2 separate regions of the Mus musculus genome follow, and region 2 is linked to region 1. A link is a loop called in an ENCODE intact Hi-C map of the cell type or tissue named here. Cell type or tissue: gastrocnemius. All regions are shown on one strand. Links, peaks and the distances in the headings refer to the core of each region. The heading gives the core; the rest is flanking DNA. Region 1 overlaps Mpz (myelin protein zero). Region 2 overlaps Adamts4 (a disintegrin-like and metallopeptidase (reprolysin type) with thrombospondin type 1 motif, 4).

Region 1 (8,329 bases), core at 256-8,255:
ACTCAGTAAATGTCAGAGGTTCTAGGATTCCTGTGCCAAGACATGTCCACATTTCTTACTTCATCCAAGAAGATGATCAAACATGCTTCTAGTAGGTACTAGACCAAGGCTTGGGAGTTTACGAATTTACCAGTCTAGAATTAATAGAAAAGTTTAATAAAGAATAGACACTTGAGTAGTTGGGGCTGGAGAGGTGACCCTGTAAGCAGAGGACCCAAGCTTGGCTCCTAGTTTCTACCTGGGGCAGCTCACAACTGCCTATAAGTTCAACTCTGATGGCCTCTCATGGCCTCTGTGAGCACTCTCAAGTGTGTGCCCAAGCGTGTGTGCGCGCACGCGAGAGCACACACACACACAGACAGAGACAGAGAGACAGAGAAAGAGCAACAGAGAGAGACAGAGAGACTCCTGGAAGGTAATGGGATCCTTCAATAGCAGTTAGAAATTACTCAGCCTTACCTCCTGGGCCATTTGTGCAGGGTCAAATTTGAATTGAATTCTGAGGACAGCTCACAATCCTGAGGTAGTAAATTTTAGAACATTTGTCTTCTTTGACACACGCTACTTGGGGTGAGGCACCAGAAGCCACTAGGGGTTGCTCTCTAATTGTCTAAGGAATTACAAGTCAGTGGGTCGGGCTCCAGTGAGTTAGGCTCTGTCAGCTAGAAAGTGGAGTTTGCCTTTTCTGTGTGGCATTTTTTGACTCTTCATTTCTTTACCACATCACTTACCATGTCCCTACTCCAGACTTCCCTCCTGGCGCTTTCTCAGCTCTGCAGGGGTAACAGCTGGGGTTGCAGTCCTGACAAAGCAGAAGAGTCCTGAGATCTTATGAGCCTGGGATATACTTTCCCAAGGCCCAGACAAGGAGAGATCTAGGCCCAGGGGTTGGGGTGGGGCTAAGAATGGAGGGGGTGGGGGTGGTGTGGGATTCAGGCAGTTAAAGAGAAGCTTTTCTCTCTGGTCAGTCTTCGGAGCCTGCTCTCAGAGACTTCATGATATTTCAGGATAGGATTGCACTGATCTTGCCTCAGTGTTCAGCTTGCTCCTTTCACTTCCTGGCTTCTTCTTCTTCAGGAATCTCTGCCTGAGATCCTTCTAGGAGCTGTCTGTCCTTCCAGCCTTAGCATCTCCTTGCTGAGTTTTCCTTATAGTGAGAATTCGGGAATTTTGGATCCTTACCAAAAAAAAAAAAAAAAAACCCACAGAAATATTATAAGAATATGTTTTTGTTTTAACCCCAGGTGTGGGATTTGGGGCTGCTTCAGACTGTCCCCAGCAGCTGACTGTGATTTGCCTTGTGCTTTGGTGGGTGTATGATTTTACCAGCTGCAAATAGTTGTGTGGCATTTGGAATTCTGGGGACTTTTTCAGAGGGTGTATAAATGCTAGGGGCAGAGTGGGTTGTTGGTTGTTCATTGTTGGTCACAGTTTGTTAAGTAGTCATGTGCGAAGAAGAGGAGGAGAAGGAAGAGGAGAAGGAGGGGGAGGGGAGGATTAAGAGGAGAAGGAAGAGGAGAAGGAGAAGAAGAAGATGGAGAGGAAGAAAAAGAAGAAGAAGAAGAAGAAGAAGAAGAAGAAGAAGAAGAAGAAGAAGAAGAAGAAGAAGAAGAAGAAGAAGAAGAAGAAGAAGAAGAAGAAATAATTAGATATCCTGAATTAGACATCCTGATGTCAAATATCAAACTTGCCCCAAGGAACTCAACTCCTCTAATCAGCAGGAAGTAGTCTAATGATAAAATCACCCACTTTCTGCCCCTGACTTTCTTTATTCAGGGAACTCTTTCCTTTTTCCTCTAGCCTTTTTTTTTTCTCCCTTATCTAGTATTCAGAGATTGAAATGGTGGGGGAAAAAAAGGGTGAAGGGTGGAAGAAAGAAGAATCCACAAAGTAGCAAAGACCCACTACAAGTGGCAAGCAGATGTGGAGCTAGAATGAGAAATTTGATTTCAAATGCCAGTAGAGAAAACAGCAGAGGATGGGACTAGAGAGATTGCTCTCAGCAGCTAAGAGCACTGACTGCTCTTCCAGGGGTCCTGAGTTCAATTCCCAGTAACCACATGGTGGCTCACAACCATCTGTAATGGGGTCTGAAGCTCTCTTCTAGTGTGTCTGAAGACAGCTACAGTGTACTCATATACATACAATAAATAGATACACCTTTTTAAAAAACAGCAGGGGATGAAGGGATGTATATTCTTTTTCTTTCAAAATGCCAACTACATTTCTTTATTTCTGATACTGTTGGCAGAGATAGTGGCTCCTGGTGGCTTCCTTGTCCCTGACACATGTTCAACGTCTGCGAATCAGTCCTCATTGGATTCATTCTAATTAGCTGCTGTCAGCTTTGTTTTTCATAAACACTCTAAATGTAGTCCCTGTTGTCTGTGCTTTTCTGGAAATTGAGAGTTTGCGGGTGAGGAGTTTTGCTTTCTATAGTGTTAGGTATCACTGGTGATCTTTTTGGTTAAGTGGCAGCAGGTCTGACTCTTGATCTAAAAAGGCAAGGGACTCGTGGTCCATAGAGAGGCAGAAAGTTATGCTGGTCACAAAGCAAGAGCTTCCTCATTTTCTCCCTTGACATTGGCCCCTAGAAGCCATGCTTAAGAGAGTACTGGCAGCCCGTGTTCCCCCCTCAGGCTTTGAGCTTCCTTTAGAGTCCATTTATCATGAAGACTGTCGATCAGTTTGAGATAGCTGAGACTGTAAAAGTAAAGAGGCTCCATTTGGGGGTCTTAGGAAATGCAGTCAAAGAGCCATATCTGGACAGCATTGCATGTGTATTCTCAAAGACAGGAGGAAAACAGTGGCTTATGTAAGCAAATGGTACTGATTTATTGCAAAGCAGTAAAAATTCCTTTCTAGGAAAAGTCTATAGCATGCTGGGAAATAACTAGGATGATGTGACTAACAGAAGACAAAGGATGTGTATAATAAAAATGTCCACAGAATGGGAATCTGACCTTTAGAAACATAGTTTGAGTCTCCGAGCATGATGTCATTGCTGGTATTTCCAGAAGCCAGCAGTCAAATGGTGAAGGTGGCCAAAAGCTCACACACTTAGAAACCAGTGTGACAGATAGGTGCATGAATCCCGTCCCTCAGTGTCCTCTTAGTGCTAGGTCCTGAGTTCTAGTCTTAGTTCAGTGACCATTGTGCCTTGGCAAAGTTAATAAATGTCTCCATGACTCAGTGTCCTCATTTGTCAAGGGGGGAGGCTGTGTCAGAATCTAAGGATGCAATGGACCAATGACCAGGTCAGCTGTGATTATTCTTTGCTGGGTTGAATTCTGTTGACTTAGAAGGTTTCATAGTTAGGGCCCTCTGAGATCTTCATTCCCTAGGTTGGGGTGATACTTGAGTCTCATGCTACAGATAGGCCATGAGAGGTAAGAGAGACTTGTAAAGTACCCCTGTGGCTCAGTCCCCTTTCCAGGCACTTTCACACATATTAACTCATTTAATTTTTTTTTTTTTCTGAGACAGAGTTTTTCTGTGTAAAAGCCCTGGAACCCATTCTGTAGACTAGGCTGGCCTTGAATTCACAGAGATCCAGTTGCCTTTGCCTCCCATGTGCTGAGACTGAAGGTGTGTACCACCACCATCCTCTAGCTCATTTACATTCTTGTAATGGTCCTGGTATCTCCATTTTACAAGTGAAGAAAGTGAGCCACTGAGATACTAAATAACCAAAGCAAATCAGTAGTTGAAGTAGGGGTAGAACTCAGGTGGTCTGACTCCTGAATTTGTGGTTTTTATATGACACAGATAAACTAAAGGTTGATTGTCAAGGATGCTGTCCAGCCTGATTTAGAAGGCAGAGGGGTGGGGCAGGCCCCTCTTTAACTGAGCTCCGGAATACCTATTTGGTCCTGCATAGCAGACACGTAAGATCTAGACCCTCTTTCTTTCTTCTTGGGAGGACCCCAACCTGGCTTTACCTGACTCCCAGATTTCTAACAATGTCTCAATCTCATCCAGATGCCTCTTCTGCTGCTTTGGGGAGTGTGTGGCTAGGCTCTCTGAAGTTAAAAGTAGTTGTAAGTGAACTAGATAGATAAACGGGGCTCAGAAGAGCTGATGTGGCTAGAGAAAGAGAACCAATAGGAGGCTCGAGACACTGGCTAGATTCTTTCTCCATCCTTATAGGCAGGCCTCAGGCCTTATTTACACTTCTAAGGAGTTCTCTCAAGGCTAGGCTGATCTACAGAGTTCCAGGACAACTAGGGCTCCACAGAGAAACCCTGTCTCTGTGTACCGGACAGTTGTGGGGTGGGGGAAGTTCTCAACAGAAAGGTATACTGCCCTCTAGGGAAAGTTTCAAGAATCTGTGGGAGGTTTTTTGTTTCTTGGTTTGTTTTAGTAATCTTTTTTTTTTAAACAATTATACATAGTAGTTATGTATAACTGGTAGTTATGAGTCCAGAGAAAAGTAAGTATGCTAGACAATAATACAATGACCTAGACAATGCAAAAGAACTATTCTATACCCTTTAAACGTCTCACAGGGGCCATCGCAGCAGTTAAGGGCATTCACCTAGGATGCTAATGACTGAGTTTTAGCTCCTGAAGAGTCTGAAGTCAGCCTAGGCTATAATGTAAGTTCAAGACCAGCCAGGACACAGAGTGGGACCCTGTCTCAGACACACTAATGAATAAACAAAGCTCCATCTAAATTGGGGAAAGAGGCCGGATAGATGGTTCATGGGTAAGAACACGTGTTGATCTCTAACTCTAGTTTTAGGTGATGTGATGCCCCCTTTTAAAGGCATAGGTGGGCAATAGGTACTTGTATGTACATATACATACAAGCAGGCAAAAAAACCTCATACACACAAAATAAATAAGTCTAAAAGCAAAACTTCAAAAATAGCAAGTTAAGGGGAAGAAAATATTCATCTCTAATTGACTGTAACCTTGTGGAAATTTTAGCATTAATATGGGAATAAACCCACAATGTGTGGAATAAACCAAAGAGAATATTGCACTCTCTGCTATAAAGTTAATTCATGGGCTGGAGAGATGGCTCAGCAGTTAGGAGCACTGACTGCTCTTCCGAAGATCCTGAGTTCAAATCTCAGCAACAATATGGTGGCTCACAACCATCCGTAATGAGATCTGATGTCCTCTTCTGGGGTGTCTGAAGACAGCTACAGTGTACTTACATATAATAAACAAATAAATAAATCTTTTTAAAAAGTTAATTCATGCATTTCTCAAATTGATAAAAACAACAAAAAGCAGAAGAATCTATCTCAAGGAAGCCAAGTGGTAAACCATCACCAAAGAGAGGAAATGGTTGATCATGCTGAACACTGCCAAGAGATGGCAAAGACTCAAAAGTGACCACTGAGTTTGAACAACAGGAGCTAGTGCTGTGGCTCAGTGGCAGAGTGCTTGGCTCAAGTGCACAAGACCCTAGGCCAATAATACGCACCACACACAAACAGTACACACACACACACACACACACATACACACACACACTATGCTATTCTACAAGCATACTTAGCATGGACATCACTGATGCCCTTTGAGGAAAGCAATTTTAGTGGAGTGATGGCCATGGTTGTAGTGGGCTGGGAGGAGACCGTGAAACATAGTGCAGATACTCTACCAGATCAGACATGTTCAAATGGCTTTATCAGACAGTGAAGTAGAAAAAAGAGGCTGTAGATAGAGGTGAAGGTATGGGAGCTATTAAAATGCATTATAATTTCCCCATCACTACCAATTCACTTGCAGATTTTGTTTATAATATTTATTATAATGTTTTCTGCCAATGAAGAGGATAAAATCTGAAGTATTTCCTGGGTGAGTTTTAGATTTTCTGTGTTGTTTAAAGGTCTTCTTCTTGTAGAGTTTAAGCAAGTGCCCTCTTAAGAATGTGCCCTCTCTCTTGGCTCCTAGACTGGCCTTGAATTCAAAGCAATCATTCTGCCTCATTCCCCCAAAAGTGATAAAATTGCAGTCATCTGGCAACTTGCCAGACTTTTCATGATGACCTCTTATTTAAGTATTGGTGTGTGTGTGTGTGTGTGTGTGCATGTGCATGTGCGTGTGCGTGTGCGTGTGTGTGTGTGTGTGTGTGTGTGTGTGTGTGTGATGTAGTAACACAGCCTGCTACTGACTCCATTCTCAGTTCTTCTCATGTGTGTTTGTTTAGAGTGACTGCTTGGGGCTATAATTCTGTTTTGTGTTTTAAACAAGGTCTTGTTCTGTAACCCCAGCTAGCCTTGAACTCCTAGAAATCCCTTTACTGTCCAGCTTTCTGAACGCCAGAATTATTGTAATGTACCAACACACATTTTTACATTTTATTTCTTATATCATGTGAAATAAAATCTTAGTTTCCGTCCAGACATTATGTCTGATTCTTTTGAGCAGCTGGAGAGATAGCTCAGCAGTTTGTTAGTGCTCTTGCAGAAAACCCACATTCAGGTCCCAACACCCACATCAGGTAGCTTACTATGACTAATAATAAATCTAATGCTCCCCCACACCTGCCTCCAGAAGAAGCGGTTACATTTTCCCACAATCATCTAAAGATTCCAGGATATATCTAAATTGACGTTATCCACAAACTGGCTAGTCAGGTATTAATAATATATAGTCAGGTATTAATAATATATCTAAAGTAGAGAACAAACGGAAGTTGTTGCTTTTGAAACAGGGTCTCTTGTAAACCTGGCTGGCCTTAAACTGTTATTTACTATTTAGTTAGAACTGGTCTTGGACTTCTGATCTCCCTGACTGTACGTTCTAAGTGCTGAGATTATAGGTATGCATTGCCATGTTCAACATCAAGTTCTCTGCGTGTATATTTGTAAGCAGGAATGAGATTTGTACTAGTTTATAAAAGTGCACTCCTCTTTATTGTATTTGTACGAGTGATTCTCCTACACATAAGTCTGTGTACCACCTGTATGCCTGTTGCCCACAGATGCCAGAAAAGGACATCAGATCCCCTGAAACTGAAGTTACCGATGGTTGTGAGTCTCCGTGTGGGAGCTCTGACCCATCTCTCCATCCCCTAACGTATACCCCCTTAGGCAAGACAAGGACCACTTTTAAGGACCTGACCCTTAATAAGTTAGTCATATGTTATAATATGCACAACTGAGCTTATAGCTTATAAAGGTTTCCATACACTGTCTCTTACTTGATTCTCACGGAAGGTCTGGGAATTGCGCAGGGTAGAGAGAATGGTTGCCTGTATTTATGAAGTGCAAAGCAAGCTTAGCAAAGGCAAGTAAGCTTTCTGGGGCAGACACGGCCCTGAGCGGCTGGCATGCTTTAGGATCCAGGTCTTGGTAAAGAACGCTTTTGTGTTTGCACACATGTAAAAGCAGGGCCCGACACAGATCAGGACCCAGCACAAGCTCACCAGATAGCGTTTAATACATAAATGTGCCTGCGGGCCTATTTCAGAGTTCTCCCTATTATGCCACATGGGCCAATACCATAAAATCCAACCTGAAAAAGAAAACCAGCTGATGAGGAAGAAATGTGGCCTGGGGATGAATGACAGCAGGGGAAGGGATTCTTATGAGGATTTGAAAAAGCAAAACGGAGGCAGCAGCTTCTGGAAATGTCAGTGTTTATTAAACATTTAAGGACATTTGGAGATGGTAGGAGAAATATACAGAATGTAGAAAAGTCCTAACAGTCCACTGTGCCCGGGGGTGTAGCCACTTCCTTTCCTTCCCATTCTCGCTGGCGTTTCCTGTTCTGATTATTTATTTTGAAGACATTTCTTAAAGCCCCCTACTGCACCCCTGACCTGTGAGGATCCATTTTTTTTTCTTTCCTTCCCCAAATCTCGGAGTCCCAGAACTGTGCTCCGTAGTGGTCAGAGGGCATCGATTATGCGCTGCTTGCCTGCCTGGCTCTCCAGTAAAGACTTAGTGGGGAACTGCAAAAGCCACATGACGTCATTGGTCCTCGGTCATGGGGCCGTGGGCTCAGGTAAACAAACGAAAGAATGGATGGGCAAATAAAAAATACTCAGCAACCTAAATAAACCCTGATGGAGAGTCTGCTCTGCACGATGTGGATTTGAGCCCGAGGACAGAGTGTGGAGCTGGGCCACCAGAAGGTAGGAAAGGGAGAGCAGGAAGGAGCCAGGGGATCAGCTGGGGGGGGGGGCGGGGGGGGGAGAGATGGGAAGGCCAAGTGGCCTGGAGTTGGGCAGAGGCTATCAAGGTCCCTTTCTTCTCGGTGTCTGAGAGACAGGCACCAAACACACAGCCCTTGGGGCAGGCGAGGAGTAGGGTTAGTCCCTAGGCTCCTGGAAAGCCGAGGGGTAAAGGCGAAGGAGGAGTACAAG
Region 2 (8,329 bases), core at 183-8,182, 99 kb before region 1:
TTGAGTAGAAGCTCTGGTTTTTTAGCTTAGGGCTTAGTTTTTGGAGGTGGGGCGGTCAGAGAACGACTTTGTGGAGCTGATCCTCTTCCACTTTTACCTGGGTTCCAGGGTTAACTGAGGTTGCCGGGTTGACATCCTCGGTAGCAAGTACCTTTAAGGGACTGAGCCACTTCACTGGCTTCACACTCGTTCTTCTGGCTGGGAGGGGGGGTGGCTGTCGGTTTGTTCGACTTGTTTTTGTTTTTTGGAGGAGCTCACGTTAGCAGAAGAGTCAGACGTACACAGATTATTGGTATGTGGGTTTTTTTCCCCAGAGGATCCTCTCCCGAGACTGCTCCACTGGTGCTTCCTTCTTGTTGTTGGGGCTGCTTCTGTTTCCTTCATTTTGTTCTGAGATGGGGGTCTCCTGTGGTCTAGGCTAGCTTGGAATAACTGGTCCCCTTGCCTCTAACCTTCAGGGCTGACATTACAGACGTGTGTCAGCAGACTCAGCCACTCTGTTTTTCTGTTTCCGGTTTGGTTTGGTTTCATCTACAGGTGATCCCATCTGACCTGGTGTTCTGCCTCAGCCTCTTGATTTCTGGGAATTATAGGCATGAGCCACTATATCTGGCAGGTAGGGTTCTATTCTTGCAAAACTGACTTTCATGCTCTATTATTATTATTGTTAATTATTATTATTATTATTTGCTTGATTTAGGTGTGTGCATAGTGGCACAGGTATGTGCATGCATGTAGATGTAGTGAGAATTTTGGTTTCTTTAAAAAAACACAGAAATATTATGGGAATATGTGTGTTCAGTTTTAATCCCAGGTGTGGGAGAGGAAGGAGAGAAAGGGAAGGGAAGGAGGGGAAGGGAGAGGAAGGGAGCCATTTCACAGCAGGTGACTATGGGTTGCCTTGAGCTCTAACAGGGAAGTGGTCTTGCCAGCTGCAGATGGTTTCTGAGAGTGTGTGACATTTGGAATTCTGGAGGGTCTATAAATGCTAGAGCCCTGATAGACGGGGCTAGTTGCTGTTAGTTTCGGTTTATTAAATCGTCATGCACAAAGAAGAAACAAGAAGAAGAAATTAGATATCTTGACAGCAAAGATCAAACTTGCCCCAAGGACTCCACACCCCTAATCAGCAGGAAGTAGTATAACAATGTTATCACTGCATTTCCCACCCTTGGCTTTATTTGGGGATTTCCTTCTCTCTGTCTCACCTCTATCCTTCTTTCTCTTCTATCTAGTGTTAGGGGGTTAAAAGGGGAGAAGAGGGGTGGGAAAGGGTGGAAGAAAAAAAGGACCCACAAAGTAGTCAAAAGTCTAGTTACATGTGGAGGCTATTTTAGTGACAATTTTGGAGTTTTGGTTCCTTTAAAAGAACACAGAAATATTATAAGAATATATGTTTTTGTTTTAATCCCAAGTGTGGGGATGTGGGGGCTGCTTCAAAGCTGCTGACTATGATTTGCCTTGTGCTCTATCAGAGGTGTTATTTTGCCAGCTGCAGATGGTTTCTGCGATTGTGTGACATTTGGAATTCTGGAGACTTTTCAGAGGGTCTATAAATGCTAGGGCCCTGAAAGGCAGGGTGGGTGGTTGTTGGATATGGTTGTTGGATGTGGCTTGTTAAGTTGTCATGTATAAAGAAGGAAGAAGAAGAAAGAGGAGGAGGAGGGAGAGGGAGAGGAAGAGGAGAGAGGAAGAGGGAGAGGAAGAAGAGGAAGGGAGAGGAAAAGAGAGGAAGGAGAGGAAGGGAGAGGGAGGAAGGGAGAGGGAAGACGGAGAAGAAGGGAGAAGAAGAAGAGGAGAAGGAAGAGGAGGAGGAGGAGGGAGGAGAGGAGGAGGAGGAGGAGGAAGAGGAAGAGGAAGAGGAAGAGGAAGAGGAAGAGGAAGAGGAAGAGGAAGAGGAAGAGGAAGAGGAAGAAGAAGAAGAAGAAGAAGAAGAAGAAGAAGAAGAAGAAGAAGAAGAAGAAGAAGAAGAAGAAGAAGAAGAAGAAGAGATTATATACCCAGAATGTGAAGATCAAACTTACCTCAATGAAACTCAACACCCCTAATAAGCAAGAAGTAGTTTGATGATAGCATCACCCCCTTTCTGACCCCTGACTTTATTCAGGGTACTCTTTCCTTTCTCCTCTATCCTTTTTTCTCTCCTATGTAGTGTTAGGGGGTTGGAAGAGAAGAAAAAGGGTGGAGAAGGGTGGAAGAAAGCAGCACTCACAAAGCAGCTACAGAGGCTGTAAGTCAGCTCTGGGCATTGTTCCTTAGGAGCTATTTACATTGTTTGGTTCTGATTTTTTAAAAATAATTAGGTTTATTTTTCATGTATGAATGTTTTGTCTTCATGTATGTATGCCACATGCATGCCTGGTACCCACAGCAAGCCAGAAGAGGGTCTTGGAGCCCCTGGAATTAGAGTTACAGGTGGCGGTGAGCCACTATATGGGTGCTGGGAATCAAACCCCAGTCTTCCGCAAAAACTGGGCCATCTCTCCAGCTCTCATTAGAATATTTTTATTTTATGTGTGTGTGTTCACTTGCCTATATGCCTGCCTATGTATGCATGCATACTAAGTGGTGCCTAGGGCCTGGAAAAGCCAGAGAGGCCATCAGGTCACCCAGAATCGGAGTTACAGATGCTTGTAAGTTGTGGTCTTCAAGAGCATTTAGTACCACTAAACCATCACACCATCACACACCATCACATTTCTTCTTTCTTTCTTTCTTTCTTTCTTTCTTTCTTTCTTTCTTTCTTTCTTTCTTTCTCTCTTTCTTTTTTTTTTTTTTTTAAAGATTTATTTATTATATGTAAGTACACTGTAGCTGTCTTAAGACACTCCAGAAGAGGGCGCCAGATCTCGTTACGGATGGTTGTGAGCCACCATGTGGTTGCTGGGATTTGAACTCAGGACCTTCAGAAGAGCAGTCAGTGCTCTTACCCGCTGAGCCATCTCGCCAGCCCCCCTTTCCCTCTTTCTTTCTCTCTTTCTTTCTCTCTTTCTTTCTCTCTTTCTTTCTCTCTTTCTTTCTCTCTTTCTTTCTCTCTTTCTTTCTTTCTCTCTTTCTTTCTCTCTTTCTTTCTCTCTTTCTTTCTTTCTTTCTTTCTTTCTTTCTTTCTTTCTTTCTTTCTTTCTTTCTTTCTTTCTTTCTTTCTTTCTTTCTTTCTTTCTTCCTTTCTTTCTTTTGATTAGATCTTTCACTGAAACCTGGGATTTGCTATGTAGGCTAGACTAGCTGGCTAGCTACTTTTAGATCTACCTGCCCCACCCCCAAGTGCTAGGATTCAAGTATATATCTTGTGGGCTGGAAAGATGGCTCAGTGGTTAAGAGCCTTGGCTGCTCTTCCAGAGATCCTGAGTTCAATTCCCAACAACCACATGCTGGCTCACAACCATCTCTCCTGGGATCTGATGCCCTCTCCTGGCATACAGGTGTACATGCAGATAGGTAGAGCACATACAATAAAATCCTAAAACAACAAGTACGTGTGGCATGCACCTTGCCAGCGGAACTGCCTCCTTAGACCCTTCTTTTCTACTTTTTAAGGCAGGGTCTTCTTCATCTTTTTTCTTTTGTTCATTTTGTTGGTTTGGTTTGGTTTGGTTGTTTGTTTGTTCTTTGTTTTGAGACAGAGTTTCTCTGTGTAGCCCTGGCTTTCCTGGAACTCACTTTGTAAACAGGATGGCCTTGAGCTCAGAGATCCACCTGCCTCTGCTGCCTTTTAGTGCTAGATAAAAGCCAGCACACCTGGCTTGAGTCAGAGTCTTCTTACGTAGCTGGGGCTGGTCTTGAGTTCCTGGCAGGTCTCCATCCTCAACTTCCTGAGTGCTGGGATTACAGTAATAGTAATATACCACCACACCCAGCAGGGTTTTTTCTCTTATTCACTTCCCCTGTCCTCTCTCCTCTCTTTCTCCTCTTCTCCTCCACTTCTCCCAGCCCCTGTTCTCTTTCATGAATATTTGTATATGCATTATCAAGAGAATGTGCCTAACATCATGTCTCTATCAGGATGTGTGTGTGTGTGTGTGTGTGTGTGAAAAATGTGTGTCACTGTAAGAGCTTATATGGCTTTTTGTTAGTTAAAGACTATAATAGATGCTTAAATACACTTCCACCCCTCCTCCTTTCCTCCCCAAGGCTAATTAAGAGCTTGGAGCCTGTCCCCATATAAGGTCCTGTCTGGGGATGTTGTTGAACATTGTTGCTCCCCCTCCCCCTCTGACTCCCCTTTTTCTGAGCATATTTTGAGCTGATAGTTTCCTCCAGCTGTCAGCTGGTTGCTCTTGCTGCCAAAGATTTTGGCTTCTCACCCCCCCCCCGCCCTGCGCTGCCCCCACTCCCCTCCCCCCAGCAACAGTCAATGGGGAAGGTATTCAATTGGCTCAGGAACATCATTCTCATAGCCAATAAAATGTTAATCCTTTGAATCCATGCCCTCATCCCTCCCTCCCTGACAAGCTCTGACCAATGAGATACTGCTTCTATCATTGTCAATCTGGTATGTCAGAGAGAGAGAGAGAGAGAGAAGAGAGAGAGAGAGAGAGAGAGAGAGAGAGAGAGAGAGAGAGAGAGAGAGAGAGAGAGAGAGAGAGAGAGAGAGAGAGAGAGAGAGAGAGAGACTGCTGTATGGGAAGGACAGAGAGAAGCGGAGCTAGAGTTCATGTAGAAAAACAAATACCCGTTCTCCAGCACTTTGCAGAAACCCTGGCTCTCCCACCGCCACCACCAAAATAGTGATTGGACGAAAGCCCAGATTTCCTCTGCTCTAACCACAGAAGTGAGAATGTCAGAGGCAGGCAGGCGGGGGTTGAGGAAATTGATCAGAATCCTGCCCTGCTACAGCCGCCTTCCCAGCTCAGCTGAGTCCTCATGCATAGATAGCATTTGCCTCATGAGAGAGTCTGAACTCTACTTAAACTTCTTCAGGGGACACACCCCTTGTCAATCACTGCCTCTTCTTTGTCAAGTCTCTCCCTGTCCCTCCTCTCATCTTTACAGATACCCGAGCAGTTCTGGCACCCTCCCCTCTCTTCTTGTTTGCCCTCTTCCTGCTCTTGCTTCTATACCACATCGTAAGCTCAAAGCTACAGAGGCAGTGCTTAGACGAACTGGAGACTGAGCTCCTCCTGGTCCAAAGACAGAGAGATATATTCCCTCATCTCCACTTCTAGCAAAAACTTGTTGGACTCTTGACTTCAGGATAGCTGTTATGTGGAACTTATATTCTGGCCCTGGAGGGGTGGAACAAGGAAGATCGTTCCTTGAAAAGGTCAGGTGTTGCCCAGCATTGAGAACTGGGATACTCATCTTTTTGAAGAGCTAACTGTCTCTGACCCTCTTTCACTATACAAACCCACCCACTTCATCAACCAACCAACCATTAGTCAATCAATCAATCAGTCAATCATCACAGAAGTGGCCATTAAACTCAATGTTTTTTAATTTTTCTTTATTTATTTACACTTTGTGGATATCAGTGTTCTGTCTGCATGTATGTCTATGCACCACGTGCGTGCCTAAGTACCCACAGAGAACAAAAGGGAGTATTGATTCCCTGGAACTGGAGTTGCAAATGGTTGTGAGCTGCCGTATGGGTGCTGGCACTCAAACTCAGGTTCTCTGGAGGAGCAGCCAGTACTCTTAACGGCTGAGCATCTCTCTAGCCTTCAAAATTCTCTACCTCCTCCTCCTCCTCCTCCTCCTCTTTTTTTTTTTAAAGATTTTATTTATTTATATGAGTACATAGTCACTGTGTTCAGACACACCAGAAGAGGGCGTCAGATCTCATTACAGATGGTTGTGAGCCACCATGTGGTTGCTGGGAATTGAACTCAGGACCTCTGGAAAAGTGGTCAGTGCTCTTAACCTCTGAGCCATCTCTCCAGCCCCCTCCTCTTTTGAGACAAAGTTCCATGTAACCAAACTGGCCTTTATGCTATGATGTTGCCACGGAGGATAGCCTTGAAATTCCGACCCATCTGTTTCTACCTCCCAAGGAGAAAATTTCTTCGTGCCAGTAAGAACCCTACCTGGTGAACAAAGTGGTTTTTCTTTAAAATAACATATGACAGTGACTTACAAAGTAAATTGCCAAGAACCTCAAAGAAATGTGAGAAGCGTTACCATAATGACCCACTTCCCAAAGCCCAAATCACGTTCCTCCTTCCTGAGCCCTGGTGCTCAGGTACAAGGCTCAAGCTTCACAAAGTCCATTTTGCCTTTATCTTATAGCTCCTCAGACTGACCCTTGACTCTCTTTGTGGACATGTGCTGCACAACCTCCCCCCTCCCCCAGGATGCAGTGTGAGCTCTTTAAGGACACGGCCGTATATCATTTGTGTTTTACCTTCACTTCAACAAAGCTCTGCTTGTACCGTGAGTTCATAGTATTAAGTTCCATAAACATACTGTTGGTCCAATCTTACCACTGAGATGAAGCAACTGAAGATGCCACTGTCCTGTTGCTGCCTCCCCCTGCCTGGTTGGTAGAAGCACCACAAGGCCCACATCAGAGAGCAAGCATGGGAGTGAGAGCAATGCACGCTAAAGAGAGGAGTGTAGCCAGCCCTTCCCTCAAGCCTGCAGAGAGAGCAGCCACTGTGCTTGCTGGTGTAAGGCACAGAGCACTCTACAACGCTCTGCCCTGCCTCGTTTAGAACTTGACCAGCCAAGCCTGGTCCCAATGAATACAGCACACAAACAGCCTTGCCCTCTGTGCCTGCCTCTCCCCCTCTCACCCCTACTCTCCTTTGGCAGAGCAAGATGCCTTTAGTGTCTCCACAGTCCACCCTCACCTCAGGGTCTTCCTAACCTACAGCTCCTTCCTACCTCAGCATTCAGTCCCTTCCACAATCCTAGAAGCTCTGCATTTGCCACTTAGCATGTGAAATTCTCCACTGACACTTTCGCCAGTCCCTGACGCACATAAGACTGACTAGGTTACCCCTCAAGGAAGGGAGATCCATTTCAGCCAGTGCTGGTCCTCGCATTCCGCCACCACTGGACAGATTGACAGATGGCTCCACTCTTGTAGGATTTTTTTTTTTTTTTTTGGCTTTGCTTTGCTTTGTTGATTATTAGGCAATACCAGACCACATCCTGTTCCTCTCATTGAATTCCATTCCTAGATGTTGGTTGGGCTTACTTTGATTGATTCTGGAGTCACTGTCCCAGTCTGTCACCACAAAGGTCACCTCTCCTGTTACAACGGCCTTTACTGTTTGAAAATCCTTGAGCACAGAGCAATGCTGTCAGAGCAGTTATTACTGGCCCCATTCCACAGACTTGTACTCCAAGGTCACTTATCAGCACTTGCCCAACATCACCCAGGTAATAAGATGCTGAACCCTAACTCAAGTTCAGATCCACCAGCTCCTGGAATGCCAGGATGCTATTACATCATCCCTTCTCTGCCCCTTCCGCCATTCTTACAACTAAGCTCCTGTTTGTGTCCAGGGAGTTGTTGGGTTCTGTTCTTGTACCTTCATGTTCTTGTTGACTATCTTTGCCAAGTGTTTATTATGTCTGCTGCAGGTGCTTACGTGCCTACAGAAGTAATAGACAAGATGGCCATCTGAGAGTCTGAACTCTCTCCAAATCCTAAACAGGGTCCTGCCAACCGAAGGTCCTGAGCCTGGGACTAAAGATAGGCACAAGTGACATGAATCCTTGTGGACTTCGAGTGCCTGGCAGAGCCTCTGTGGAGGGTGACTGGGAGAACAAGGACCACAGGAGCAGCAGCTGCCATTCCTTGAGCACCTACTGAGTGAGAGGCTCTATGCTAGTTCTTTATTAACATCATTTAATCCTTACAACCAATTTCTAAGGGATTATTATTGGCACATGAGAAAACTAATGCTCAAAGATGCGGGGCCAGAATATAACCCACATTTGTCTGACTCCAAAAAGAGCATATAAATAGCAAACTTCAATTTAAAAACACAATCATCCCTTACTCCCTGAAGGCAGTCCTACCTTTGACTTTCCTTTTCCCAGAAAAAAAAAAAAATTAGGGAGAGGAAAGCAGGGCAGGTTGTACCTCATACATAAACACACACACACACACACACACACACACACACACCACTCATATTTGTCACCAACACCCTGGATTTCATAGCTAGGTTAGGGCTATAATGGGTGAGTTTCCCCAAGACCCTAGTCCCCTTTCCTGGTGCTAAATAAAAATGAATAAATACCAAATAAATACAACTAGGGCCCAGGACCCACCCTGTCTTCCCCCCATTCCTCCTGTGACCTGCAGGGTAGAGGGGGCAGTTTAGTAGATAGGGTACTGTCACCTAGCCCCTTTCCATTCACCAAGACATCACTGCCT

What was found. A loop is a pair of places that touch in the nucleus more often than their neighbours do. Peaks named below come from ENCODE experiments on the same cell type or tissue, not always from the same donor. Only the 100,000 strongest peaks of a DNase experiment are listed, where the experiment ranks them.
Region 2: it touches region 1 in a loop (2.0-fold over the local background); 1 of 42 quality-filtered maps calls a loop at or near these places.

The regions. Positions count from the first base shown.
Region 1 is chr1:171,160,380-171,168,708 of GRCm38, reverse strand. Mpz (myelin protein zero) reads right to left here. Exons shown (of 6, transcript NM_001315499.1): 6 at 7,579-8,329. Among named protein-coding and RNA genes, the nearest start is that of Mpz, 9.0 kb to the right of the region's middle. In gastrocnemius, for the core only: a CTCF peak has its summit at 4,316; no DNase peak of the experiment used is centred there; H3K4me3 peaks cover 7 bases; H3K27ac peaks cover 289 bases.
Region 2 is chr1:171,259,355-171,267,683 of GRCm38, reverse strand. It overlaps Adamts4 (a disintegrin-like and metallopeptidase (reprolysin type) with thrombospondin type 1 motif, 4), which reads right to left. Exons shown (of 9, transcript NM_172845.3): 9 at 5,417-8,329. Among named protein-coding and RNA genes, the nearest start is that of B4galt3, 6.8 kb to the left of the region's middle. In gastrocnemius, for the core only: a CTCF peak has its summit at 3,424 (motif pointing left); DNase peaks (open chromatin) are centred at 3,793, 4,327 and 4,761; H3K4me3 peaks cover 952 bases; H3K27ac peaks cover 4,799 bases.